Regions from separate parts of the Mus musculus genome. Here regions 1, 2, 3, 5 and 6 are each linked to region 4. Evidence: chromatin loops called from intact Hi-C (ENCODE). Cell type or tissue: left cerebral cortex. All regions are shown on one strand. Links, peaks and the distances in the headings refer to the core of each region. The heading gives the core; the rest is flanking DNA. Region 1 overlaps D6Wsu163e (DNA segment, Chr 6, Wayne State University 163, expressed). Region 2 has its middle 38 kb from the start of Gm52919. Region 3 overlaps D6Wsu163e (DNA segment, Chr 6, Wayne State University 163, expressed). Region 4 holds the start of Gm34148 (a long non-coding RNA gene). Region 5 has its middle 3.6 kb from the start of Gm52919. Region 6 holds the start of Ccnd2 (cyclin D2).

Evidence for each region. Hi-C counts contacts between places; a loop is a spot of excess contacts. Peaks named below come from ENCODE experiments on the same cell type or tissue, not always from the same donor. Only the 100,000 strongest peaks of a DNase experiment are listed, where the experiment ranks them.
Region 1: it touches region 4 in a loop (5-fold over the local background); 19 of 42 quality-filtered maps call a loop at or near these places.
Region 2: it touches region 4 in a loop (2.9-fold over the local background); 16 of 42 quality-filtered maps call a loop at or near these places.
Region 3: a loop joins it to region 4, with 8 times the contacts of the local background. A loop is called at or near these places in 19 of 42 quality-filtered maps.
Region 5: a loop joins it to region 4, with 9 times the contacts of the local background. A loop is called at or near these places in 17 of 42 quality-filtered maps.
Region 6: it touches region 4 in a loop (6-fold over the local background); 38 of 42 quality-filtered maps call a loop at or near these places.

What each region holds. Positions count from the first base shown.
Region 1 is chr6:126,946,917-126,950,916 of GRCm38, reverse strand. D6Wsu163e (DNA segment, Chr 6, Wayne State University 163, expressed) reads right to left here. Exons shown (of 14, transcript NM_138594.3): 5 at 760-859; 6 at 521-642. Among named protein-coding and RNA genes, the nearest start is that of D6Wsu163e, 9.0 kb to the right of the region's middle. In left cerebral cortex, for the core only: CTCF peaks have their summits at 2,259 and 2,458 (motif pointing left); no DNase peak of the experiment used is centred there.
Region 2 is chr6:127,356,680-127,361,883 of GRCm38, reverse strand. No RefSeq gene overlaps it. Among named protein-coding and RNA genes, the nearest start is that of Gm52919, 38 kb to the right of the region's middle. In left cerebral cortex, for the core only: a CTCF peak has its summit at 2,394 (motif pointing right); a DNase peak (open chromatin) is centred at 2,399.
Region 3 is chr6:126,954,405-126,958,404 of GRCm38, reverse strand. D6Wsu163e (DNA segment, Chr 6, Wayne State University 163, expressed) reads right to left here. Exons shown (of 14, transcript NM_138594.3): 7 at 3,564-3,670; 8 at 3,073-3,270; 9 at 2,428-2,556. Among named protein-coding and RNA genes, the nearest start is that of D6Wsu163e, 16 kb to the right of the region's middle. In left cerebral cortex, for the core only: a CTCF peak has its summit at 2,489 (motif pointing left); a DNase peak (open chromatin) is centred at 2,480.
Region 4 is chr6:127,443,610-127,448,813 of GRCm38, reverse strand. It overlaps Gm34148 (a long non-coding RNA gene), which reads left to right and starts at 504. Exons shown (of 3, transcript XR_378051.2): 1 at 504-703; 2 at 812-869; 3 at 1,088-1,679. It also overlaps a transcript of Parp11 not described here. In left cerebral cortex, for the core only: a CTCF peak has its summit at 2,295 (motif pointing right); a DNase peak (open chromatin) is centred at 2,292; H3K4me3 peaks cover 318 bases.
Region 5 is chr6:127,322,190-127,327,393 of GRCm38, reverse strand. No RefSeq gene overlaps it. Among named protein-coding and RNA genes, the nearest start is that of Gm52919, 3.6 kb to the right of the region's middle. In left cerebral cortex, for the core only: a CTCF peak has its summit at 2,215 (motif pointing left); DNase peaks (open chromatin) are centred at 877, 1,269 and 2,208.
Region 6 is chr6:127,146,558-127,151,761 of GRCm38, reverse strand. It overlaps Ccnd2 (cyclin D2), which reads left to right and starts at 714. Exons shown (of 5, transcript NM_009829.3): 1 at 714-1,180; 2 at 2,883-3,098. The coding sequence starts at 989. 9330179D12Rik (RIKEN cDNA 9330179D12 gene) reads right to left here and starts at 2,373. Exons shown (of 3, transcript NR_040274.1): 1 at 2,199-2,373. In left cerebral cortex, for the core only: CTCF peaks have their summits at 2,604 and 3,885 (motif pointing left); DNase peaks (open chromatin) are centred at 2,307, 2,593, 2,962, 3,884 and 3 more places; H3K4me3 peaks cover 2,666 bases; H3K27ac peaks cover 2,426 bases.

The sequences.
Region 1 (4,000 bases), core at 1-4,000, 500 kb after region 4:
CAAGAGTAATACGCTGTAATGAAATGGAAGAAAAATGCCTGTAATTCTACCACTTAGGATGCTGAGGCTGGGGGATTTCCCCAGATTCAAGGCCAACCTAGGCTAAATGCCAAGTCTGAGATCCGCAGTGCTATATAATGAGACTCTGTCTCAAAAAACCTATAAGAAAGGGCTGGAGAGATGGCTCAATGGTTAAGAGCACTGGCTGCTCCTTCCAGGGGACCTGAGTTCAGTTTCCCAGCACCCACACCGTTGCTTACACCTGCCTGAACTCCAGCTTCAGCAGATCCAACAGCGCACCTCACAGACAAACGTGCAGGCAAGGTACCCATGCACACCAAGGAAACACAAATCAATCTTTAAAAATATAAAATCTTGGATTTATATACTTGGATTTATTATACTTTAAAATATAAAATCTTGGATTTTCATTGCCAAACATATCTAGCCAACAAGGCTCAGCTTTAGAGTAAACATCAGTAGTGACAGGAGCGCCCTCCCCCACCCCCGCAGTCAGTACCTGAGGGAGCTGTTGTTGGGGTTTTTTAGGTCCTGATGAAGCTTTATCACCCATTCCTGATATTCTTGCTTCTGGATAGCTGTAGACTGTTTCAGTTCATTTGACCATTTATTCTCTAAGTCCTAAAGTGAGGGAGGGAGGGGGAGGGGGGAGGGGGAGGGAGAACCAAGCAGTCATTTTTTCACGAGAAAGAGAAAACGTGAGTGCAAATGTAAAGCCGCACACCTCATCTCACTTACTTGCTGGGATTCAAAGTGCTGGGCAGCCAGTGAATTCACATCTTGATCTGTGAGCGATTTCCCCAGCTCCTGCATCACCTTTTCCATTTCAATACCTTGTCTAAAACACAAATTAACAAATAAGATATATTCACCACACGTTTAGGGCATACAGCCACGAGTGAAAACATAATTTTTAATTTTATGAAGGATAACATATCTGAGATTTAATACTCCATCTTGAAAATGCTCCCAGTCCTCATAAAAGAGTATGTGAGCACTGACAGCTATGACTTCAAGTACCAAGCGTGCCTCACGTGCAGCCAGATCATCACGCTGAGCTTCATCTATAGCTGGAAACAGATGAAATCCAGCAAGCTTTCATGGCTGTTCAGTAGTTCCAACCCCTTCTCATCTAGTTCCTCAAAAAGAGCTCCGTCAGCAGCCCAAGCAGATTTCCCAGGCGAGTGGATATGAACTGACAGGAGCTCAATGCTGGAAGCTAGTCTACTACACCCAGAAACTACTGATTACGGTTGAAAAGATACACAGTAAGTCACACAGTTACTTTAAGAAGCAATGTAAACTACAACCTGATGGTGTAGCCTGGGGCTACTCCTTCTATTCACCCAGAGAAACCATGGACAGAATGGGCTTCCCTACAGGAGAAGTCAATCAGCGATGGTGGAGTCCAGACAGAAGTCATTTAGGGAGACCAGGAGGGCACTAGGGAGGCTTCGGTATTGCTGGAAAACATCCATTTCTTGATTGGGTGGTGGCTACAAGGGTTGGCTTGCTCTGTGAAATTTTACTGAGCCGTACTTCTATGATATATTGTCTGTTCTGAGTGCATTAATACATTTGTTCATTAAAATCTCAAATTAAAAAGTATCTTTTAATACAAATGCATCCAAAATGTATTCTAAATGATATTTTGAGGGACTGAGAGATAGTTTGGTTGGATCTTACAGGAAAGCTAAGAGTGGGAGCACATCTGGACCCCAGTCTCAAAAAGCAGAGACAGGCAGGGCCCTGGAGGGCACTGTTCAGACACCCAAGCCAAACACACACACAAGCTCCAAGTTCACTGAAAAACCTGTCTCAAAAAAGATGGTGGACAGAGACTGAGGAAGACACTCAGTACTGACCTGGGCTTCACATACATTAGATACACACACACACACACACACACACACACACACACACACACACCACCCACCTACATACATGAAAACACCCACACGACTATATACATATTCCACACATACACAAATAAGTAAACATATAAATTTAAATATATATAATAAACAAAATGGAACGGTTTTACTGTTATTGAGTTAAGTAAACTGTTCTTAAAACTGAGTTTATACTTATTCAAACACTTAAGTAGGATGGATGTGATGAGTGATACACATGAGCACTTTGACATCTTCTGAAGTAAACACTCTGTGTGACGTAGCTCCCACTGTACTATACACAATGCAATGGCCCCATAAGCTTTTTTGCTTGATTTGGTTTCTGAGACAGGGTTTCACGACACAGCCGCGTCTGGCCTTGTACTTCTGCCTCATGAGAACTGGGATCACTGCTGTGCACCACCACTGCTGGTCACTAATGTTTCAGAAAGTACTAAGTGTCCAGTGAATAGGATGCTTGTAAGTAAGAGTCATTTAGAAACAAAAATATCTACATATCTGCATTAATATTTTACAAGTACTCCCTCTAGTGGATAAAAAATGCTATTACCATTCCTTCTAATGTTTAAAGAACTATCTAAAATGTGGTTTCATTAAAGCAGGATATTTTTCACTAAAAAAAGACAAAAAGAATTCAACAAATAAAATTTCATGAACATTTACATCATTCTGAATGTATCTAAAATGCAGCTAATCACATAATTACTTTTAAAGCTATTGCCTAGATTAAGTTCAAAAGAGAGCCTATTCTATTTCAAATAACATGTTAACTACACACTGGCTCAGAATACCAGGCACAACAACTCTGCAACCTGAACGTCAAGTGATAAAATGATATAACTTTTCCTAAAACAAACAAACAAACAAACAAAGCCAAAAAACCACAGGAGAAAAAAATCATCAGGTTCCAGAGAGGGTGAATAATTAGTGAGTTACTTCATTGTCTGTGGTAGAGTAGGAACTGTTTCAAAGAATAATAAATAAACCGAATAGGAATCACCTCCGATTCAGAAAAGAGGGCAGCCCAACCATAGGTGGCCAGACAGGATCTCTGCAGGAGGAGCAGGCAGGGGTTAAAGAAGTCCTGGGCTTGGTGGAAGCACTAGCCAGGAACACATAGGAGGCAGAAAGGAACTGAGCAACACAGGTAGCCCTTGGGACTCACAGGGACTTCCAGGCAGAGCATTTGCACACAACCTATTTGCACGATCCAGCTTGTTATAACTGATCTCTGGAGCACTTCTGATGACTAGGGCAACCATGTAACTAGTTGTTATACTGCATTGTTAGCAATAACTAGGAGAGAAAGGCTGAGAATGTTCAGAGTAGGTATAACTCTTTTCCCCTCGTGTTGTTGATTGACAGTTGGCTGAATCCTTAGACACAAGGCTCAAGGTCTGGGTTCATTGTTCAGCATCATGAAAGAAATGAAATCCATCTATGATTTTTTATATTTTAATTTTTATTAACCATAATAACTTAAAAATAAAGCAAATTATTCACACACTGTTAGTCTTAATGTTTTTTTATGTGAGGCTAATGAGAAACAAGAGCACATGGCATCTCATCTAAGTTGACTTCCTTGGTATTAACCTTAATTCACCCACAAAAAAATCAAGTATTAGTTGCTCTTAACAAGCTTCCACAACAAAAACATCATACAAGTAATATTAAAATCCATCTCAATGGTATGTATACCCATACTCTTAAACAAATGCTTTTAAACTAATAAAGGACCTGCTAAGTCAAATGGACTGTCTGTCTAGCAGGACGGCCTTTGCATCACACCAACAGAACCGGAGGGAGGGACCTGACAAGTCACACTTCACATCAAAGGAGCCGCAGCTTTCTCCTTACTCTGACGAAGCCCTCTTTGCCTGCTGTCTTAGGTAGACTCTATGGAAGGAATTCAAAGCTGATCAAAAGTCCCTGGGAGGATTCTAGGGTTCTTTTTATTTTCTTCCTGATGCAAGATGTTTGTAAGAGAACTGAAAGATACTGTGGCTTAGAGGAAGCCCACCCACAAGAGGTTCGAAGCAGGTACAGAGCAAGGAGGAAGGGCTAAT
Region 2 (5,204 bases), core at 555-4,554, 87 kb after region 4:
GGACAGAGCTTGGCTTTCTGGTACAGCTAGCTGTGCAACACTTGTGGGTCTCGAGTCTTCGCTGATCTTTGCTTCCCTGAGAGAGGCACAGCCAACAACTTCTCCTGGTGTCCCTCCAGGTCCCTCCTGCTGACTGGAGCAGAGGCTGTCTCTGTTAGGTGACACAACCTAATCTGTTGCTGACTAGATTCGATCAAACTGGACTGCTGGTGTATCCGTGAAGTGTTTGCAAGTAGGTCGAGCTATGGCTGCCTGCTGACCTGTGAACTGAACTGCTGATTTCCAGACAGCACAGATGGGAGTTGCTCCAAAGAACCTTTCAAAACAGGTCCACTTCTCCCAGATCCTTTCTTTTCCACCACCTCTGGGGGTGATGGGCTAAAAGGTAGTTAAAGCATTTAAGAACCATCATTAAAAATAAGGTTTGAAAAATTAAAGTTACATATCTGTAGCAGTGTGGTTGCAGGGGCACTCCACCATGCCTGGCGTTTTCATGCTTCTGACAGATCCAAATTCAGTTCCTCATGCTTGCATATCGAGCACTTCAACCCACTGAAGCATCTCTCCAGTCCAACCCTGTCTTTTGTGTTAATGGACATGGTCCCCACAGGGGGAAGCTCTCACCTTTTCTATCACCTCCTAGATCTTGTCTAGGAGAGAGAATGAACATTGCCCTCACCAGAAAACACACAGGAAAAGGTGACAGCCAGCATTTCTTACAAGCAGATCTGACTCCCGTGACAGTGGTTTCAAACCACTGACACCTCTGCCTTGATCCTCGGGGCTGAGAAGCCTCCCAGGCGGCTGCAGCAGCAGCGGTGATGGCTGCTGCTGCTGCTGCTCCTGCTGCTGCTCCTGCTGCTCCTGCTGCTCCTGCTGCTCCTGCTGCTCCTGCTGCTCCTGTTGCTCCTGCTGCTGCTGCTGCTGCTGCTGCTGCTGCTGCTGCTGCTGCTGCTGCTGCTGCTGTTGTTGTTGTTGTTGTTGTTGTTGGAGATGGAGACTCACATAACCCAGGCTGGCTTAGATCCACCCATGTGTCAGAGGATGACCTTAGACTGTTGATAACGCCTACCTCCCAGCCGCTGGATAATAAGCACAATGACCCACCTGTGACATGATTTGAAACAGTATAAATAGTGATGAAGGCTGGGAAGGAGGAGGGGGAGGAAGAAGAAGAAGAGGAAGAGGAGGAAGAGGAGGAAGAAGAAGGCAACAAAAATATTTAACTAATAGAAATAAACCTGGCCCATCCATAAGACACTAGTGAAGTAAACTGTGATGTCGTTACATCATGGAAATGAGTAGTTTTGAAGTGTATTGATGTGGGAAAGTTATCCTGCATGTATTTTCCTGGGGCAGGGGAGGTTTTAGAACAGAATACAGAGCATGCTTCCTTTTAGCCTAAAGGGGAAAAAATCAACACTGATGTACATTTGCATGTTCATGTTTGTAGAAATGCCGAGATAAAGAGCGGAAAGTTCTAACCATGATTGGCTCCTGCAGGGGAAAGAAGAGGCATAAGAAAGGCTGTAGATAATGCAACAAGATTGATGGACGTTTACTTGAAGCCATTTTATTGTTTTAGTTGTTGACCCGTGTGAATTGCGTTACCTAATCCAAAATCGTTGTTGGAGATGTGTACTTTGTCTAATTAGATTAAGGAATGGCAATAGATAGATAGATAGATAGATAGATAGATAGATAGATAGATAGATAGATAGATAGATAGATAGATGCCTCCAGTGTCAGAAGTTCTGGATAGATCCATGTACGTTTAGATGCCTAGAACAGCTCAAAGATAAACAAAGCCTGCAGAGAATGTTGGGGTAGGGGGTTGAAGGGAAGACCCCTGATCGTGTTCCCCAGAACCAGCAGCCAGGATGGACTCTTGGGCCAAGAGGTAGACAGCCTCCATAACTTAAGGATCGGTGGGAGCTGTCAGATGGGTTTCCCATCTGGAACTGGGCATCTCGCAATTCTGATTTGTGTGGTTGCAACCGAACTGGCGGATTCCGTGAAAAGCAGCCCAGCTCGTACTGAACAGAAAGGAGGGATCCTGTTTGCTATGTTCTGAGAGTCCTGAGTTACGGGCAGGCAGGAGAGTCTTAAGCTGCACTCTGCGAGTATGGGGCTATGACTCAGGCGTTAACACTGGCTAGGAGGAAGTCTGTGGCCCTCACTACTGAGACATGGAGCAGAAAGGCTTCCTTCAGTGGAGTATGTGTGGCTGGCTGCCCACTTCGCCTGCAGCCTGGGGAATGAGTGAGCACACGGCTCACCTGAAACCAAGGAGTGGCCCTTTATCATGAAGCTGTTCCAAAAGCTGTTTGCCTGAGTCTTCAAACCAGTTTCCAAGCAAAGGAAAACTCAGGGGCCAACATGGTGAGGACGCTGCTACCAGCAGAGGGCAGTGACGTCCTGTCATTTACTGTCCAATGGCCATAAATTAATCTTTGGGTTTTTTTAAAAAATCATATGCATACTTCCTTAGTTCATCTGTCTAAGCTACCTTTTTCCTGTAGTTCCCTTCAAGATAGAATGACCTATCTCTGGTCAGTTTCTACACTTCAGTGATGGACAGTTGAGGTCACAGTCCTTGGTCACAAAGTGCCCACCCCCCTCATTTGGCTAAACCCACTGTGTGCTGGAATGAACTTGAATTCTACATGGTAATTCCTTCTTAATAACTTTCAAAGACCATGGGATTGTTTCCTGGGAAAAGGAGAGCCGGGCGCCTTCCCTCTCCCCTCTCAGGGCCTATGACCTCTCTTTATCTCCCCAACAGAACCATATCTAATTGTGAGAAGAGGCCAGGCTCAGGAAACCTGGGCTCCTCTGGGCAGAGAGCAGGCGGGACACACACCGGCCTGAGAGACACTGCTCAGGGTTCAAAGGAGCGGCTGTCAATACCACCACAGTGAGGGTAACCCACTGACTGACTGAGAGTGAACCTGTGAGGGAAATCCATTGACTGACCAAGAGGGGGCCTGCATCCATTATTGTCATGGTCTGTGTTTTGGTTTTGTTTTGTTTTGTTTTGTTTTTCATCTCCCTGGAGCCCCTGATACCCCAGGGCCTGTATTCTGAGTCTTTTTTTAAAAGATTTATTTCTTTATTATATGTAAGTACACTGTAGCTATCTTCAGACGTTCCAGAAGAGGGCGTCAGATCTCATTACGGGTGGTTGTGAGCCACCATGTGGTTGCTGGGATTTGAACTCAGGACCTTTGGAAGAGCAGTCAGTGCTCTTACCTGCTGAGCCATCTCGCCAGCCCTGTATTCTGAGTCTTGATGGTTGAGTTTTCCTGTATTCCTCTCTTCAAAAATTCTAAGAGATAAAACTCTTTGCTCCCAGAATAATAGTTTCCTATCAACCTTGGGGAAGCCCTTTGTCTCTGAGGTTTTCTGACCCTCACACATTTTATCTGATAAGTAAGATTCACTGACTGGCCACTTTCAATGCTGATATGTCAAGCCCTTGGAATATAGAGGGGAATGCCTGCAGAGAAGGCTCACTAGTAGGCACAACAACAAATTGATGTGGCCTGGGGCACTAGCTGATCATAAGTGACTCTCCCTCAACCCCCAAGGCAACACACATTCCTGAAAGTCAGCGTTACTAAAGTCAGTTTGGGCCACCTGGGGCAGAGTATATCATGAAGTATCTTGCAGACATAAAGAGGGGTTAGAACAGAAAAAAATATATCAAAACACCCAAACAAGGGCCCATGCATGTCGCACACAGCAAGGACATGGAGTTCTTTGGAGAGTTTAAGATAGGCTTCCTGGTGGGAGGTCCCCCAAAGTGCTCACTACTTGTGCGCTTGGCTTGCTGCAGAGATGAAAGGGTAGACTTTGGAGAGGTGCAGGTTGGGGCTGTTTGGTGTTTGGAATTCATTTTCCTCAGTTATAGCAAATACCCACAGCCCTGTAGATACACCCTGAGCATAAAGAGACCACAAAGCAAGCATTGCTGCCCCACGATGACATCTCTCATCTTCCTGGTTCTAAGCTATGCTTTCCTGCATAATTACTGGGAATCCACATGCCTTTGAGGGCCTGGGGGTTATGAGTAGCCTGGAGAGGCTGAAAGGGCACGCAGCCCGCATGCTCATGCGTGTGGCTGATGCAAATCCCTGCCCCCAAAGACATTTTAGAAATCTTTTAAGGCCAACTTGATGGTGGAGCCACTCCTCCTAGGTAAGAGATGACTGAAAAGAATGGTGTCTGGTATCAGATGCTGTACATAAAGAATCAAACGCTGTACATAAAGATCGTCTAAGCCGTAGCATCATGGCAACCCAGGATACTTAGGAGGCAGGAATGATTTCTGTTCTTTTTCTAGTGTGAAACAAGATAGATAGAAATGTCACGGCCTTGAGCATGTCGATGCTAACTGATTAAGTCATGCAGGAGCTGTTGAATGTGTGTGTTGTACACAGCCGTGCTTGTTGCAGTAGTGTGTGGAAGGCACGTGTATTCTAGGTACATTTTTGACTTTCGGTGTAAATCAAAATATTAATGTTGGTCTGTCAGATTTGTGTGGACCAAAAGGTTGGAAACCTTTGATGATGATTTGGGCTTGTGAGAGATGAACCCCATATTAATGCCGGCTGTTAATAAGCTAGCAGATATAACCTGAGATACATTGGCTAAGCCAGATATCAGACTCTTCATGGAAACCCAGCAGCATCCAAACTGCATAAGTTCTATGAGCCATGTCACCTGCCCAGTTCTCTCTAAATTAAGAGCTCCGGTCATTCGAACTTTCTCCTGCAGTAAGCAGAAATTGCCCTGGGGTGTAGGGGGTTAATAAGGGATGGATGGCTGGCAAGGCACACATTTCTTCTGTGCTCTTCTCCGTGGAGGCTCCAGGAATGAGACTTGTCCCTCTCCTTTCCAAACACATCCATCCTGCCTAATCCCACCTACAGGCCAAGTTGATGGAGGTGGCAAGCAAGGGATGCCATTCACCTAAGACACAGAGAGGGGGAAGCCAAGTGCCCAGGTCCATACAGGCTAGCAGAGGCACGGCCTCAGCCAGCCCTGGAACCCATGGGCTCCGTATTTTGCTTCTAGACATGTTTGTGCTTCCTCCCATGTTTGCTCAATGGTAGGAATGTTTCAGCAGAAACCAGAGAGCTGGCTGCTCTGGAGCTCACCTGTTGCTTTGGAATGTATTTATTTATACCCGGGGCCCCATC
Region 3 (4,000 bases), core at 1-4,000, 490 kb after region 4:
TCGTGTGCAGATGAAGAAGACTCAGAAGTTTTTTCCCAAGACTTTCTATAACATACAAGTGCCTTTAAGAGGCTGAAGGAGGAGGATCACAAGTTCAAGGCTAGCCTAGGCTACACAGTGAGTTCTGGGAAGGCTGGGTACATACTGAGACCCCATCTTAAAACAACCAAACAAACAAAAAAAGAAAGTTGGTCTTTTACAAAGTGCCTTACTCTACTGCCTCATTCAAATCACAACACAGTTGCTTTCACAAGAACAAAATCCCAAGCCACATACGTGCCACCTTAAATGTAGGTGGTTTTCAAACTCCCTGTCGTGTACTGCACGCTATAGCTCACAGACGTAAAATCCTCCTCCCTTGCCCACACCCATGACCTCCACCTTCACACACTCTGTCACTACGACTGAGATTAAAAATCCTTGGACGGAGCTGAGGGAGCAAAGAGAAGGGAAAAGTGAGAAAATTATCTAACTAAAATGCATTAAACATTTTAAAACATATATGGGAACATATTTCTGACCACATCATCACTTGCTTGGGAGGTGGAGGAAGAGGATAACAGCATAAGAAGACACCGTGAACTACTCTACACAGTCCTCTGTTGGGATCACCTCTATACTGGTGTCCTGGTCCTGAAATGTAATGGTGCTCCAGCAGAGCCACAATTATTTATTGTTATTTATGTACTACTGCTTACAATTAAATATTGAAGAATAAATACCTACTCACGGGGGACTGACCCGCCCCAGGTACCTGCAATGCACTACTACACAACAGCAAAGGGCACGAAGGGGCTTCTGGACTGAGGGCCTGGCCTCCAGGGCAGGCCCTCAGTGCAATGCCTACGGAGCCACATGTATACAAAGTGTCACTGTGTAAGAAGGACAACTAGACACACATGCTTCTGTACATACAAACATATCTGGAAGGCACAGGCAGGCAGGATAGGAAGGAGGGGCAGCAGCCCCCTTCCATCTCAGTTTTCCCTTCTGTGGTCTCAGTTATCCACCATCAGCTGTGGTTCAGAAACATCAAACAACTCCAAAGATAACAGCTCACAAGTCTTCAATTGCATGCCAATCCAAGCAACAAGACGAAGTGTCACACCACCCTATTCTGTTCCATTCAGGACATAACTCATCCCTCTGACCAGTGGATTCACAGTGTGCATTGCTACCTGCTGGGTTTCACAGCTTGAGACCAGCGATGCTGACGATTCAGATGTGACAAAGAGAAGCCCGTTAAGTGAAAGGTGAAAACTGACAAGTTATGTACATGTAATAAAGACTAGGATGGATGCAAGTTCAGTACTGCCCGTGGACTGCAGCATCTCCTGGTGCTCCTGGAGCACCATCCAGAAGGAAGACTTACTGAGGACAGTCTGGAACCGTTGAACTAACAGAACAAAGTAACAGCTAACATGGGATGAGGAAGGGGAAAACACAGAGATATTGGTCAAGGGATATGAAGTTTGTTCTACAGGCTGAATAAGTTTCAGAGAGCTGATGCATAAAAATATGGCTATGACCCACTACATACGTGACCCTTATCAAGGCACAGCCCTGATGCTCTCACCACAGGGAGCCAAGGAGCAGCCTCTCGGGCGACAGACACTTTGCTTAGTTTGGGGTGATTAGTGTGGCTATGATTTGAAGACATAGCATCCTTCATTGGCTCATGATTTAAATGCTAGCTTCCCAATTGGTGGCACTCTTTTGGAAGGTTCTAGAATTTCAGAAGTTAGGGCAGGGTAGATGAAGTAGAAGTAATTATAAAGTATACTTCAGTACGTTTGAAAAATTTCCAACAAAATTCTAAGTAATTTGAAAGGACGTTGTATTGTAGATAAATACAGGGAAAAAGAGTCTTTTAACCACAACAGTCTCTCTCTCTCTCTCTCTCCCTCTCTCTCTCTCTCTGTCTCTCTCTCTCTAGAACAACTAAAACAGCCCTAAAGTCACAAAGCCAGAGATGGCTCAGGGCTGGGGTGCACGCCGTGGACCAGCACATGCGTGGCATGAGAAGGGGCTGCAGTCAATCCCTAGCACCAGACAAAAATATGAACACGGAAAACCTCGGGTTTGTTCCATTTTAACTGTGACTTTAATGCCCTTTATAGACATGGTCTAGCCATTAGAGACAGTGTGGTTCGAAAGCAAACTTTTCGAAAGCTCTTACTTAAGTATGGCAATGAAATTTTATCATGGTTTTTACTAAAGATCTTGAAAGAAAAATCAACTGAGAAAAAAAAGGAAGAAAGAAAGAGAGAAAGAAAGGAAAGGGAAAGAAAGAAAGAGAAAATTTGGGGGAAAACCCCTAGCTTCTGAAGATATTAAATTTTGGGTTTTTTGTAAGCCCCGCTGCTATGAACTCTGCGTGCTTTAGTGGTTGGTGTCTAGGGGCTTTAAGGATGCTGCATCACTGACCGCGGGCCTCTTTGCACTTGCTCTTGCGTTGGGTTCTCGCGTACAGCGCCACCTGCTGGACAACTTCCAGTTGTTCCTCAATCCGTGGGAAGTGGAAGTCCGTACATTCTTGGCAAACTGTGGCAAAATCTAAGGGATCCAAAGCATCATTCTAAGTGTAAACCATCAAAAATTTATCATTTACTTATAGAAAATGAGATCTAAGGGGGAGATGAAGTTTGTAAATATGATTTCTTGTTGTTTGTAATAACCGCACATTTGAATGTGTGGGTACAACAATTTCTCCCAACACTCCACTCTCAGAAGTACATTCTAATACACCTCCAAGTCATCTTTAAATAACACACACTATGGTTATAATCTATCCCCAGTGTCTGTAAACAATAAGAAGTGCTGGTTTTGTTTGACTTGGACGGCATGGGGGACACTGGGTAAGATCACTCAGCAGGCCCTGTTCTAAAATAAAAAATGTACTTATAGTTAGATTATTATTTTTACTTGTCTGTTACTCCACCACTTAGAAAGCAGAGGCAGGAGGACTGCTTTGAGTTCAAGATCAGGATGGGCTACAGTGTGAGACTCCTCTACAAAAATGGAATTACTGAGAGAAATGTGGTGAGATAGATCTGCATGGTACCTACTCACCTCTTTTGATGCCGCTATATGAATTAATTCGATTATCTACTAGCAAAACCAGGCCACAGAGAGACGTGGAGTAGAGGGACAGTGCTGTCTGCAGACGGTGGAGCTTCACGCCGCTCCCGTGAGTTCTCTTATGCTTACAGAAGTCCAGCATGTCTGCCCTCAGCAGCCGCAGGTTGTGCATGGTCTTCAACTGGGCTCCTAGGGGTGGACAGCACAGAGAGACACCGAGACAGCTACAGAAATCCTATAGTGGATGCAAACGTCTGTGACAAGACTGTGGGTAGATCCATGTCCCAAATAATAACTAAAAGTGGCTCTCCCGTCGCCCATGTTAATAGCCATTATAATTGATCTGCAAATATGTTAGCTAGAACATAAACTCTAGCCTTTGTGGAGCGGGTGGTGAGTTGGGGCCAGATACAGAGGGCAGGTCCTGCTCACTGCAGGACGTCCGCCCGAGGCTCCTTGTGCTGCTGAGGGAGCTCCCATACCCAGGTGAATGGTGAAGCTCTCCTCCAGCTTCCTCTGTTCCTCGTAGATCCTCCCAGCAGCGTCCGCAGACTCTCTGAACTGACTCGGCTGCACTTTAATCTCTTCACTGAAATTAATACAATTACGGTTATACCCATTGCACAGTCACCACAAGTTCTGTCAGAGAACAGTAAGCTCGCCACGAAACGAGAGAACTGAACAGCTGACACAGAGCTTAATTTCTCCCTAAAGTCATGTTAATCCACGGTGACAAGCAAGAGCACAGCAGCAGCGGCTCCCGAAAGCCCCACACGTCCTCTACTTCCTCCTCAGAGCAAGCAATGCGGATGATTCTCTTCAGTCATTACAATATCAACTAACACATCTCCACTTAGTATTTCCTAGTGGTTTAAAAATGATTCAGGGATTAGCTGAGGAACTAATATGTAATATCATT
Region 4 (5,204 bases), core at 556-4,555:
ATTTATGCCTGTATATATGGGCAAGGCCCAACAATCTCATGAAATAGCACCTGTTCTTCTTGCAAGGGAACCAAGGTACAAAAAAGTTATTGTGCTCAAGTGCAAGGAAGCTTAACCTTGGCAATTCACTCCAGAGCCCCAAACTCTTGGTACTTCACTCCAGGGTCCTTACATGAGTTCTCAGTGTGATTTTAAGCCACCCTCTTCTGACTATTCAACCCCAAATGGATTCAGGTATCCTCCCAAGAATGGCATGTGCTATTCTTTCTTAAAGAAAACCGTGCCGCTTGCTGTGGTACTGCCTATGACCCTTACCCTAGCTCTTTGCTCCTCTTCCTGACTCTCAACTCCAGAGGCACCCGTTCCTGCTAGCTAGTCCTTAGTGGCCAAGGTCTCCGTTTGCCAAGTCAAGCACACGTCTGTGGGAGGAGTTTTGGCCTCCCCACCACCACCACCCGTCAATGGGGTTGGTGGGGGTGCCTCTGTTGGTTAATAATGCCAACAGGTCAGAGGCAAGAAAGCATGACCTGCATTTAAGACTGTATCTTCCAGTTACCCCTACTATAAAGGATATCGCAAGGAGGGGTGCAGTGCCTCCGCCCCAGCTTTTGGCTTTCAGTGCTCTTTAACCTTTTCTCTCAAGGCTGAGTACCTTCACTCTAGAAGTTAGCAAACTGAGCACTGTGAACGAGCATGTTGTAAGGTGAGTGAGATATCCATCAAAAAATCTGAACAGTTTCTTTTTAAAAGCCAGAATCTTGTTTCTTCTCCTCCTACTCGTCCTTCCTCTGGTTCTCTTCTTCCTTCTCAGGGCTTCCAGAAGTCCAAAGCCCCACTCTGAAAACTGCCCACGATTTCTCAGAACCCAGGTACTTTGCCCATAGTTACAACTCTGTGTTGACCTTAGTGTTGTTAGCATTGTGCTGGTGGGTGGGGATAGGAGTTTTTTCATTATGCTTTCAGTTCCCATTTTCTCTGTTAGAAAAACTATCTAACCTTTCATGTTTAAATAAACCTGTTTTTTTTTTAACGACACAAAAGGCCACATTCACTTCCTACTTTGAAGCTCTTTCTTTCCTGTGACTAGGTGCTTCAGGGGAAGTGAAGGAAAAAGGTGGGATGCATTGTTAGTGAATAAAAAGAGCCAGGAGCCTCCAGCAGTTCGGGCCTGCCCAACAGCATGATATCCAGCCAACCCAATTCTACTTTGGAGCCTCCATCTCTGTCTAAAATGAATGGTTTGGTCTTGACCGTCATCAAGATTACTGGCAATTCCTTAAGTCTGTAGTAAGATACAATCAGATGTGAGGCTCAGACACATCCTTACCAAGGCTCCCATAGGTGTGCAAAAGTCCTTATCCTTGTCTTTGAGGAGTTTTCCACAGACAGAAGACTCAAATGTTCCCACACAAATGGCTTACAAAGGCACAAGCCAAACAAGACAGAAGACAAGAAGCTGTAGGAATGAATGGGCAGATCTCTGGTCCAGACCAACATAGCGTGGTGCAAATAGTGACCTGGAGACTCTTACCCCACCACCTGCTGGATCCTTTGGGCCAGGTCACCATAACATACCTCAAGGATGGCCCCAACTCACATAGAAAGGATCTTGGAAGTCACCCCATGGCCCACCTAAGTGTAAGTTTTAGCATAACTCCTAATATATTATTTCTAATAAACGAGTCTTGACATTATTCCAGACCCTGAATAGAACCAAAGCTGCAACAGAACGGCATATAACAGTGTACCCTGCAAAAGCCAATAAAGTGTATATGATTTGGAATCTTTTGGCAAGGCATTGGAACAAGACCTACCTGACAACCAGTTCTCAAAAAGCGATGTGCTGAGGGATAACCCAAACCCTTAGCCTCTCTCTACTGTAGAGTATTTGATGCAGCTTGTGGTCTCATCCTTGCATCGGCTCCAATCTTGCCCTGCAGGGCAATGTCTGAGTTCTTCCAAAGGTCTCTAGTCACACTTTCCTGTCTGAACATGCCACGGGTTCCAAGAAATCGAAACTAAAAGGAAAAAAAAAATCTGCTATGATCTCTCACACTGAATGCTTTCATTTCCACTCATCTGGAGGGTGTTTCCCATCGCTCTAGTTATCTGGTCTTCTACTCAGAGAGAGGACAAACAGCATCCATGTTTGGAAAAGGACGTTGTACACGTCTTGCCTAGATGACTTAGGGCATACAATATTTCATTTGTAGTTTCTTTCTATCTGCATTTTCACTGGGTACAGAGTGGGTCTCCTTTGCTCCGTGGCTGGAAAGCTCGCTAATTTCCAACACAAGATGGCGCTAGCACACAGGCAACAGTTTTCCTGATAGGAGGAAGAGGAGGAAGAAGAGGAGGCCAAGCCACAGGCACAAACTTTCTAATAAGCCAGAGAATTCCTGCAGTTTTGGATGGACAGGCCTAGCTTTTGTGAAGGTCATGTCCAAAGGACCCTGCTGTCCATGTTGCTTTATCCAGGATGGTGGGAATAATAATTCTAATGTGTACTTAAGAGTAAAGCTTTAACAACTTAAACTAGAAGTCCCTTAAAAACAGTTAGGTGATCAGAAACAATCTGTCAAAATCAGAGGTAGGTGGTCAGGAGCATTTGCTGGGCTACTATGAGCAAAGGTGATGAGTCTTGTATTCTGACATAGGATGTCAATAGACTCGGGTAGTAAGATTACTTTAATGTACAATGGAATTGTTTGGAGGTTCTTTGATAGATGGTTCACTGTTTGATCTATGACCGCCAACCAAGGTCTGATACCCTAACATCTGAGGACAAATCTGGGATTAGAAAGGAGTTTGCCAGTCCTCAGTCTCCTTCCCTGAACCTACGTGAAACTCCTCATTACAAGTCTCCCCCACCACCACCACAATTCAATCTGTTTAAACTCTTTCAGACATGAAAACTGCCCACTCGGAGAAGCAAGTAGTCCACTGAGTTTCTAGATGTCTCCAAGAGCTAGAATGTTCTTCCTTAGAACCAAAGTGTTACAGCCTTGCCAACATTTTATGTTTCTATGACTGGGGCCAAACTATGATTAGCTTTCATAAGATTATGCCACACTGATTTTTCTTTGGAACTGTTGGTCAACTAAAACTCCGATGTCATTCATGTGACTGTCCTGACAAGAACTGTTCCCATTGTTGTATATGAAATCCACTGAAAGTGTGTGTGTCTTTGTGTGTGTGTGTGTGTGTGTGTGTGCGCGCGCGCGTGCGCGCGCGTGTGCATGAGTGCATTCGCACACATGTGCAAGTGTGAAATGTCCATTGTGGGTGAGTGTGCGTGTGTGTGGAGCTAGAGGTCAGTACTGGGTATATTCCTCTATTGTTCTCTAGTTTATTTTTTGGGAACAGGGTTTCTTATGAAGCCTGGAGTTCACAGATTCAGCTATGTTGGCTGGCCAGTGAGCTTCAGAGTCACCATCTTCTGCCTCCGAGGGCTTGGGTTACGACCTGTGCCACCATTCAAGTGCTGGGGAGCCACACTCAGAGTCTCATCCTTACACAGTATGCCTTTTCCCCACTCAGTCGTTTCGAAACCCAGACGATTCACTTCAAAAACCAAAATACAGGAGTTAAGCCTGATGTTATCGTAAGGTTTTAAGTTGTGGAACTTACTGAGAACTGTGTGGTCCTGTGTCAGCTCCCAGATATTCTGGGATACAAAAGTCTGTTCTTTCCCTCACACACCTGCCCTGTTTGTGATCTTGAACAAAAGACTTAATTAACTTCAAGCTTTCCCTAAAGTGGAGAGAGTTAATATTGCTCCCTTCTTGGTAGGTTGGTTACAAGTTATATGTGATAATTATTTAGAAAAAAAATCTATTTCCCACAATTCATAGCACCTAATAAGTGATCGATATAACCATTTGTTACTGTTATTAGTTATTTGCTTAGCCCTCATGGTGGCCGTTCTCCTTTGTGCCATAAGAAAATCTAATAATTGTCTTCTCTAAAACAAAAAAATATATATATATTCATTCTCCTGAAAGCATCAAAGAGAATTCACGCTCCCACCAGCTCCCCTTCAGGCTGCTCCACACGCTAATCAGCACTCTGCAGGTGTAAGTCCCAACCCAGCCTTGCCTGTCCCCATGGCCAGCAGCCAGTTCCTGTCTTATCACACTGCAATTATGATGGGTCTTGCCAAAGGCCAGGCTGAAAGCAAGGATAGTTTTGATGTCTCTTCTCTCTACCACTCTAATATCCCTATCAAAAAAGGAATAAATGAAGACATGTTTTGTTTCAAAGATTTGGGGTTGGCTCGGAGTGATCTCTGCTTTTCTAAAGACGTACACTTAATGATCTGTTCACTTGATGGGTTAAAAGTGGTGAAATTGTGGGTTATTTCCCCTTCGTTTCTATTATTATAATAATGTTTGTGGAGTAAATAGCTTTTTAAAATTCTGTTCTAGAATTCTGCCAGGAGTAATTGTTGGGCTGACTGGCTTATAGTTTTTATAATATGCCCCTTCCCCCCTTTTGAAAACGGGGACAACTTTGTCCTTCTCTTGTCTGCTAACAGTCCCCCATTCTCCATGCTTTTTCAAAGGTTATTGACAATGGTTCTGGGAGTTCTTTGAACAACCTGGGACGTGATTTGTCTAAGTCTGGAGATTTGAATTTATTAAGTGGGGGGGGGGGGGTGAAAAGCCCGCCACACTGGTTTCCAGGCTGGCTCTGCCATTTGCTAGCCCAGGGAGCACAGGCAGCTTTTGATTTTGTTTTAGTCTGCTTTGGCCCCATCTGTGAACTAAGGCTTTTGGAGCAGATGAGGTGGAAGGTCATATCAAGGTCTAATGGCTTCCATGTCCTGAGTCAGCAAACAGTTTCCTACTAGCTTTTCTTACTTATCTTGGCTCTCAATGTCCTCTCAATAGATTTTTTTTTCTCTCCTCTTTTATTCTGAGCACCCATTATTTTACAGTCATTCGTTTATTTATTTTGTACTTGTATGTGTGTGTGTGCTAACATGCCACACAGCAAGGCTGTGGAGGTCGGATGACAACTTGTGAAAGTCGGTCTTTCCTTCTACCATGTGAGTTCAGGAACTGAACTTAGTCAGGCTTGGTGGCAAGCTCCTCAACAACCCCGCACACCATTTGATTTAAAATCCAGATAACTTACTTAGCACTTGGGGGCCATATAATTTGGGCACCGTGATTCATTGCAATTGTATCTTCTATTACTCT
Region 5 (5,204 bases), core at 703-4,702, 120 kb after region 4:
TCAGGAAGGATGGGTAGAGAGGAAACTATAGGAGGGTCATGCAAACAAGGCAGGGGACTTGGTCTCCTCCAGTGTCTGCGGCAGCCCCACACAGCCCTAGAGCGATCTGTGACACTGTAAGTTAAATATGATAGTCGTTTCCTACTAACCTGGCAGAACATAATGCTATTACTGTGGTCCAAATGTTAGGGTAGTGTGCTCATGGACTGCTAAGCATCATCCTGATGGATATGGGAGTAGCCATCCCTGCAGGTTGAGTACAGAGAGCCTTACATTCAAAGCCCAGAAAAAGGCTATTGTGTAACCTCTTATGACCAGTGTTGCCAGTGCCCTAACAGAGTTACCTCTAGGGGAGCTTTAGGGAAAACTGCAGATACTTCTTGCTCCAATGCAAACACAACTCTCCTGCTGGCTTCAGAAAAACTGGAGAGTGTCTGGCTACCACCTGCCCAGCCACATCCCTGGTGATTTAAAACTGTCTTTAAGAGTTTCCATTTGCCTTTCCTGGTAGCTTTAAATGCAACTGAAGCCTGTTTACTTGTCAGGCATAAGATGTTTGATTGGGGTTAGGTAAAGTCCTGGGGGGCTGGGGGGAGTGGCATGAGTTCCACCAGGGGAAGATTTCTTACAGTGAAGGAGTGTGTGCAGGTTGAAGAAAGGACATGGACAAGGTAGAGAAGAGAGAACACTTAGGCTCCAAAGAAAGGCGATGTGGGACAACATGGTTCAGATTGCTTCATTTGTAAGGTAACTGACACGTTTGATTCACATTGAGCACACCCACATTCTCCTTGCCTATCTATGCCCACACCCAGCCCCATGTATATAGTACAGATAGCTCCCAGTTCAGTTTACATAACCAGGGGCACAGCCTACAGCTACACCCCCAGAGCAAACATACCCACGCCTGCTCTTTGGACTCCACGGAAGTATACATCCTTCCTATAGGGGCTGGGATTTCTCCAGTTCTTTTGATTTTGACTGGTTCCTTGCCCATAAGATAAAGAGCAACTCACACAGTGAATAACGCTGTGTGGCAAAGCCCTGAGCTAGGCATCGTGCAGAGTCAACAAATTCTGATAATATTATCACTGTTTGTAGCTAAGACCTTGAGACAAGGATATGCATGTCCAAGTTCCTGTAGACTGTGATGCCACGCTCCATCTCTAAGACACCCCACTTTCTCCAGTTCCCCTCAGGAGCTGCTTTCCAGGAGAGCTTGGCATACCATCTGTGCCTCCTCCCATTCTGTCTCATGAACATCCTGGTCCATCTACTGCAGAAACCCGGGCTAGATCTTCCCTTAAGCGTCCCACTCACCATTTCTGTCTGGACTGGAGATGTGAGCTGACTCATTTCTCCATGCATTTTTTCGAGACTGTACTTCTTCAGTCACTCATACAATGTCAAGTTTTACTACTGTTTCCCCCAGGAGACTCATTTCTACTTGTTGGGGTGAGGTTGAAGATTTCAAATCTGTCTTCCTGCAGATGTTTCAAGGCAGGCCTGACAGCATCCTTAATCCTCTTGTCTCCAGACTGAGCATGCTCAGTTTGGTATTTGGGTTGGTACTACCAGTCATATTAGTGTCATTTGTAAGTCACATGTGAGTGAAGGGCAGAACTGTGAGCATTGGCTATTTGCCAACTCAACCCCCTTCAACATTAGCGAGTTTCATATTCAACCTGTGAGCTGAAAACGCTTCCGTTTTACAAAAGGAGAAAAAAAGAAAAAAGAAACTTGTGAGGTGTAGAGCTTAGGCCAAGGTTAGAATGAGCAGAAATGGTACATTAACCTTTTATCAGACAGACATATTCTGTTCTCCTGGAATGTCACCAGGGCGTTGACAATAGTGAACCTAAGGTACAGGCATGTCATCTCTAATAAAACATGATTTTATCTCTACGGTCTCTTGTCTTGTTTGCTAGAAACATCTCCCTCTCCCATCTCCCTCTCCCTCTCCTTTCCCTGATTGTATATAGACTGTAAGAACATAGGGCAGCTTTCCCATTTTAGAAAGGGAAACAGAGCAAAGAGGTTGATGGCGTCTGTGTATATTCACCCAGGGTCACAGCATTACAAGTCGAGATAGACTATCAGAATCCCCACAAAGGCAAAGACTGCTGATCTTACAGGTTTATGCATGGGGTGGAAAATATGGAATCATTTGTCTCTTTTCCATAATATTTTTGGAATACAGGAGCCCTCTGGTGGCCAAAACAGTAGCAGGAAGGTGTCCTTGGGAACTTAAGTTCTCCAGAGTTGATGATCAGCCTGAGGATGAGCCGAGCCTTCCTGCAGGGCTTCCCTTCCCCACCCAACCTCTTTCTTCCCATGAAGGCGCCATGAGTTTTGAAGACTCCATGCGTTTTGAAGACTCCTTGTTTTGTCTTTGCTGGATTTCCCCTCTGTGCCTTCCCCTCCATCCCCAGCTGGCCCTCCTGTTTCCCCTGAGATCTCTCCTTCTCATCATCTTTGGCCTCAGGCAACCCTCCCTGAAATGGAGCCAGGTCCTTTGTGGCAGATGCTGAGTGACAGCTTCAGCAGCTGCTTCAGTCGTGTGGAATTCAGACCCCCTTTTGGGTGTTTAGAAGCTGTGGATGGGTTAAGCAATGATGCCTGTTGATAAGCAAGCAAGGGCAGCATCTTGCTAGACTATGGTCTCCCAGAATCCAGCTTGTGGAAAAAAACATGAGCTCCTACACATTACCTCGTTCCTGGGGTTGGCCCCGTGCCCAGATGGGGCTCCTTTAGGTTTCTGGGGGTATCCTTACATTGCACAGATGCCTGCTTACATCTTTATAATCTGCAAAGAATGTTTTGTCTTCTGTAAGGTCATGCCACACAACAATCAGCAGCAAATAAAGATGTACACACTAGCCATTGCAAATCTTCGTCATTGAGAAAGGACCCATCGGTCCAGAGGCAGAAGGCCACTGTGGTCCAGAAGCCGCTGGTGTATCAGTAGACTGCAGTGAATCAAACAAGGGAGGCAAGCCAAGATGGGTCAAGGACGAGGGGCAGACATTTTGGCTAAGATTTTAGATATGAATACCTTGGCTTCAAGTATAAGAAGCTAACGGGGCAATATCACACTTAGACTGCACTTTGGACCATTGAGAAAAAGGCATTCTATAAAATGAACGGGTGACTTTATTACATTATAGTGCTGAACAATTAGTGGCCTAATCACTGAGTGCTCTGGTGAAATCACCTGGGGGGCAATCAGAACAGCTTTCCCAGGATCCTGAGTATGTTGTAAAAGTGGAGGAGCAATGTTCATGGAGAGGGTGGCCAGATTCCATTGGGTGTTCCTCTGTAAATGTGGTCCAACGTATAGGGCCCAATGCACTAGAGGACTTTGACAGTGGTAGCAAAATACAGTTGGGTTTCCGTTTCCATTATTGCCCCCAAAAGATGCCTTTGATGGAGCTGGGTGGAGTTTTTCTTTTTGAGACAAGGTCTCACTGCATGGTTTTGGCTATGCTGGGGATTGCTATGTAGATCACATTGGCCTCAAACTCACAGAGCTGCATCTGTCTCTGCATTCAGCAGACTGGGATGAAAAGCATATGCCACCATGCCCAGGCCAGATTTCACACTTGGGGAGAGGACAGTGTAGCTGCATGTGCTTGGAGACCTACAGGTGGGGTGTGTGTGTGTATGTGTGTGTGTGTGGCCTTTGAGGATGCCCACAAGTGGAAGTCAGAGAACAACTTTGTGGATCTGTTTCTCTTGCCACATTTAAGTAGGTTGTGGGAATCAAACTCAGGTCCTCAGACTTGGCAGCAAGTGCCTTTACCGGTTGAGTTATCTTATAGGGCCTGGGTTTTTACTCTTTATCACACTAAGAAACCACATATACCTAGACTCTAGTCTCCCATGTCACTTACGGCATTCTCTGTAGCTTTATCATTCTACCAAGAACCCTCATGGTAGATGTTTTGGACCCCATGACAGAGCTGCATGCCCCATTACTTCCATAACGATGCCCTCCTCCAAAATCACTGTAAGAGCCCTTGCCTGTGGGTCCCTGAGTGCTCAGCAAGACCTTGGCCTTGAAAGCAGATGAGTGTATGCTTGTGTGTGCATGTGTGTGCATGTGCATGCATGTGCGAGTGAAGACAGGAGAATCTGTGTGTGGGTTTGTTATCCCAGCCTCTGCTTGGAGGAAATCTGATGGCACTTCAGGAGTGAGAGGCACCACGAAGAAGTTAAGGGCCTTCTCTGGGATGCATTCTCTACCTCTCCTCACAAGGCATTATGGGAAACTCACCATGCCCCTGGACCTGGAGGAGGAAAACAGGCAGCTGCACACTTCGTCTTTTGCTCAAAACTCAAGGTTGAGCAGAACTGTGAAGACCTGTTGGAAACTGGTCCTCACTTCGTGAGGATTGGGAGACTCTTCTCACAAAGCTCTTCTGTGAAGATGACTATGACAACATGGAGAAAAGGCTGGGAAACTGGGCACCAAGTAGAGCTTTCTGTGAAAGGTTAAGATTCCTCAGCTGTTACAAGCATCAGCGGAAAGAAGCAGCTGGCCAATCTCGGCTTTCCTCTCACAGATGTTTTAAGTGGGTCATAACTCCCTGTCTGTTCTCTGGTCCCATAGTGTTTCTAGTGCATACAGCTTAGTATGCCAGCACCTTTTCTCCTAACCAAGCGGGAGCATCGCTTTGCTAGAGGTTGCCAGTGTAGGCTTTGGAGGCAGGAGACTGGTTGAGTCTTTAACTGAGATAACTGCTAGAGAGGCTGCCTGGGCTTGATTGACGTGGAGTTATCAATGGAAAGCGGCTCACGTTGTTTCTGATAACCAAGGCCCAGCATAAAGGAGTTATCTTTGCCAGACCTGCAAGGTGGGAAGTCTTGGCAACAGCTCTGGGCGAAACCAGGAACAAGATGACGCCAAGTGCTGGTTTCTCATGAGGGGGTGCATATCAGAGGAGCATGGCCTTTGGGTGGTGTTTGGCATAAAATGGAAAGAACTGTGTCCTACTCAGAGGAATGTGGAAAGGATGGAGGAGGTGGTCCTAGTAAGCAGTACGGTGGGGAAGGGAGTTCATGGGGGTTCCATCAACACTGGAGAGACACAGTTGTAGAGTAAAGAAATGCAAATCACCTGAAAGCTCTAGTTCTCCTCCTCCTCCTCCTCCTCCTCCTCCTCCTCCTCCTCTTCTTCTTCTTCTTCTTCTTCTTCTTCCCCT
Region 6 (5,204 bases), core at 518-4,517, 300 kb after region 4:
TGGCCGCGTTGCCCAATGGCGCCCCCAAGAACAGAAAGGTTTCTGCAGGAGGGTCATATTCTACTAGGCTTAAGAAGCACCCCTTTCTCCAACATCCACCCCTTCCTCCTCTTCCTCTCCACGCACGTGGCTCGGGGCGGACAACAGCTTGAAAGTTATCAGGAGTCTAAGCTTGAGGGGCATAACCTTTATCCCTGGTTTGGCGAGGTTGCAATTTTCTCAAATAAGCCTTTCCTTGTTCCTCATTTAGGGGTCTACTTCTAAGTTATCTGAACTCATCCACATGGTAAATCTATCTACCTGAATCTTGAATAATGGGCTGTTTTTCTGATCACATTGCAAGCCTCCGAAGTTAGAGAGCACACACGTACACACCCTTTATGCCCCCATGGTATGCCTACAGAATGTCAGAAAGGATAATCAATAGGAATCCATGGGGTTTGTGGGTTCCCCTATCCGAGGCCCCTAGCATGCGGGGCTGGATGGGGAGAGGGCCTCGGAGAAGTAGGGAGAGGGGTTGGGGGTGGGGAGCGGGGATCGTGTTTGAAGTTTGGTCAGGCCAGCTGCTGTGCTCCTTAATAACAAGAGGGAAGGGGGGGGGGAGAGGGAGGGAAAGATTGAAAGGAGGGGAGGGACGCTAGAGGAGGGGAGGAAAGGGGGAGGAGGAACCTGAGAGGGGGAGGAGATCTAACTGCCCTTCCAGCTTGCGTCACTGCCTGAGCGAGAGAGGAGAGCGAGCTGAGGAGAGCCGGGCAGTTCGGAGGGAAGGACCGGTGCGAGTCAGGCGGCCCTTGAGGCTCCGCTCGCCCACCTTCCACTCTTCTCTCTCTCTCTCCCTCTCTCTCTTTGCCATTTCTTTCCTCTCCCAAATCTCCCATTCAGCCAAAGGAAGGAGGTAAGGGAAGCACTCCCCGACCCCCCCGCACCTCCAAAAAATAATAATAATAAAAAAAATTTACAGTCGGGACCGAGTGGTGGCCGGCTGGCTATGGAGCTGCTGTGCTGCGAGGTGGACCCGGTCCGCAGGGCCGTGCCGGACCGCAACCTGCTGGAAGACCGCGTTCTGCAGAACCTGTTGACCATCGAGGAGCGCTACCTCCCGCAGTGTTCCTATTTCAAGTGCGTGCAGAAGGACATCCAACCGTACATGCGCAGGATGGTGGCCACCTGGATGCTAGAGGTAGGTGTGCGGGCGACGCTCTCAGGGAGAGGCAAGCCCAGCCGCTCCATCCCTACCTCCAACACGCAGAGATCCTAAAAACTGCGGGAGAACTACCCCTGCGCTGGCCTCCCCCGCTCGTGCGCGAGGTAGCCCCGCACCCTTGGGCGAGACGCTAATTCTGTCCCTTGCTAGATTAACTAGTGGAGGAAAACTTGGGTGAGTGAGGATGTCCTCCCCCCCCCGGGGGGTTGGCATCCCGCGCGTGTGCCTGCATGTGGCTTCCTCGTCTTCCCATCTCCATTTCTGACCTGTGGTGTGGAAGCAACCCCGGCTGCCTTCAGTGAGGCCCCAGAGGGTGTTGCGACCTAACAATCCATACCAACATATAAAGAGCCCCCCCCCGCCCCCGACTCTCAGGGTTGGGGCAAACCGTCTGAGCCTTAGGACTCCGCGTTGGCACTTTGGCAGGAGGTGGGGGTGGGGGAGAAACAGGGAATTCAGGAGAGCCCCGGAAGTCATACTGAAAAAAACGTGCGTTTAGGGCAATCTGAAAGAACCGCTGCTTTAGCCTTGCTTGCAATCTTTGCCGAGAGAGCAGGGTGCCCACGTATGCACAGCTCTGGACCTGCCGTGGTTTCGCCATGTTGCTTTGCAAACTCCATTTACAAGGACTGGCAACATTCGCCGGCGCCCCCACCCCCTCTCAGCACCCCATGATCCTGGGCACCCTCTTTCTGATCGTGCCCTCTTCCCCAGCCCTCGGTTCACCAAGGTTACTTACAGTTTGGCTGCTTCTTGAGCGCGCAGATTTGGGTGGGGTAGGAAGCGGGGGAGGAGGTGTGTAGAGCAGGCTAGGGGGCACCCCCAAATGAGAGGTCAGAGTCCCGCATGCCTCCTGGAGGGGGGTTCCCTGGTTTCGTCTCACCCAACCCCCAGCAGGCACAGCCTTCCTAGCTACTGCCCTTGTGGGCCGCAGCCGAACACTCCGCAAGTTTCCCCCACTGAGATCTAGAGCCCCTGGGGTGGAGATACCGACCTTACGGACACCCGAAACCTCTTTTCCAGGGAGCCTGGGACCTCTCTGGGGTTTTCAGGCCCACAGAGCGTTTCTAGGATTTTCCCTCGATTTTTAATAATTTTTTGAAACTGCTCCCCCCTGCTCCGACTCCAACTGCGGCGGCCGGCCGAGGCGCGCTTCCTCCTCCTCCCTCCCCCTCTCTCCTCCACCCACCCACCGAACAGCGGCCCCTGGACCGCCGAGACCACCCTGGACATTTTTTTCAATTGTCGGGAATGGTAGAATAGGATCTGAGGATCCGAACGAGACCAAGAAGTAGACTTTCGGAGCTTCCAGAATATTTTTATTGATTTTTTGAAAAGATGACGAAATCCAAAAAAGAGTGAGTTGGTGTGCTGAGAAGTGAGCCAGAGGGAACGGCAGGCGGCGGCGGCTCTGGGCTTTGCCTTGGGGTTTGTGGAGGTTTTAGTTCATCACCTTTTTCAGCTTTGCGGGAATACCCGAACCCCAGGAGCCCTTCGGATTTACCCCACCGTTCTCATCTCTATTCTTACTATCCTTTCTACTCTCCTCCCCCTCCCCACACACACATAAAAAATTCTTTTTGTTATCTCAGATTATGCTTTTATTTTTCTTTTCCCTCTGTTTCTGATACTAATTTTTCCCTATCCCCCTCGGACCCTACCCCACTCTTGATTGTAGGTCTGTGAGGAACAAAAGTGTGAAGAAGAGGTCTTTCCTCTGGCCATGAATTACCTGGACCGTTTCTTGGCTGGAGTCCCGACTCCTAAGACCCATCTTCAGCTCCTGGGTGCAGTGTGCATGTTCCTAGCTTCCAAGCTGAAAGAGACCATCCCGCTGACTGCGGAAAAGCTGTGCATTTACACCGACAACTCTGTGAAGCCCCAGGAGCTGCTGGTAATGCCGCCCTCCCTGCTCCTGACTCTGCCCTTCCCCATCACACTAAGGCCGCCACACTAACCAAGACTGTAAGAAAAAAAAAAAAGATGTCCTTTAGTAGGAGAGAGCTAGTCTTCCCACATCAGGGAGTGAGCAAAGCTATCAGTGCCTCATGGAAATTCATGAGGGTGAAATTCTGTTGTGTGTGTGGGTGGGGGGGGGGCATAAATAGAATATTCTAGTTAATGATGTTATAATTAAGGTCCAGATTTCCACTGAACCCTGAGAACACGGTCTGATTTCTCACATTCTAGTTTGTGTTGTTTCCCAAGACCCTGGAGGTGTAACAGGTAATGTCTTAAAGACCAATAAAGTCTCATGGACAAACATAGTAGCTGATCACTAAGTACCAACAAAGCACTAAGTATGAACATATTAACTTGGATGCAAAATCAACATCTGCCTTTCTATTGGTGGATCTGAAGCATGAGAGTTCAGCTCCAAAAGGCACAGTGACCTGGATACAGTCCCCAGGGGGTCCTGTCTTGGTTTTCTCCCAACCATCTACCTTTTTTTTTCTCATGCACTTCCCCCTACCCCCATGTTAATGCCACACACTGAAGGTTCTGCAGCTCTCTTTTACAGTGGTTTGCACACCTTGCACTGGTGAAAGAAGACCACCCCCTCTATCGACTCCCTCCCCCTTGCTGCCATTGCCTGGGCCTGCTTAATCTCCTGGGCAAAGACTGGCTTCTTGAACTGAGCCCTTTGTGAGGAGCCGTCCTTTCTGGGTCTGTGCTGCCACCTAGTGGCAGACATGTGCAAGGCTGGGGGAGGAATTGCCTAGAACGCAAAGAGGGGCCTGAATGACTTCACCTTTGAAACACTGCCAGATTTCAGCTGCTTCTGGTTTGGTGTAAGAGGCCCCTAAAGGTGCTTTCTTCTGGAAGATCTGCTTCTTTCAATAATGGTGCCAGAGGACGAGTTTGTGCTCACATTGCCCTGGAAGAAGGAAGGGTTTGGGATTCAAGCCATTTCTGATTTTTACGTAGTTAAGGAATTTTTTTTTTTTTATCCTAACTTCCTGCAAAAAACCCAGGCAGACTTGAAAGCTTGTGGGGAGGAAAAAAAAATAAGATTAGAATTGGAGGCCAGCTTGTCTATTCAAAAAGAAAAAAACAAAACAAAACAAAACATGAAAAAGAATCTTCTATGTGTCTGGTGTGCTGGAGGACTGGAGGTATTTTTCAAGACACCCTAATTTTTCCAGGACCGGCAAAGCTAACTCAATTCTCCAAATAAAGTGTGCCAGCTTCCCATCTCCTCCCATCCATAAGTTATGCACCCTAGAAGAACCTTCCTATTTTACACGTGAGGGGAGCTTGCTCCAGGAAACACCATAGCTGGTCCAGCTGACAGGGGCTTTATAGCCGGTCCCCAAGTTTAGCAGATGGAGCCAGGTGAACTGAAGAGTCAGTCACTGCCCGGCAGTAGTAGCATCCTGCGCTTTTGAATCCTACTGATTGACCAGGATCATTTCCTTTTGTTTGCACCCCCCCCCCCAACGAAACCAAAACAAACAAAAATTGGGACCTTTGCATAATTTCAAGCTAGCCTCAAACTTCTAGCCTTAAAGAGGTAGAATCCCAGACATGCACTTCCAGGTGTGCATCTCTTTGGGGTATTATTATATTTAGTCCAGTTCATTTGAACATTATTCCCCATGTTTATTTTACAAAAGGAGAGGCACAAAGTAGCCTACTAGTGGGGTGCAGTGGAGCCCCCTAAAAGAGACCGTTACAGCCCAGTACATGGGCTGACCCTGTTTAAGCACCTCCACATTGCCCCAAATCATAGTGTGCAAAATGGAGTCACAAGTGACCACCTCAGGCCCTTTAGCCATGAAGACAAAGGCCAGTGAAGATTTAGGTGAAAGGGTGAGTGTCATATCCCAAGACTTCTTCATGGTGTGTCAAAGGGGAAGGTGTTGGCAGCAGAGAGGGAAAATGATACTCTTCCCCCACAAGGAAAGGCCAGCGAACTGGCTGCCAAGGAGTTGGGCCAAGGAGGCTTCTGCTATTCTGCATCTGTAAGCATCATTTTTTTCCATGAGGAGTAAAGAGA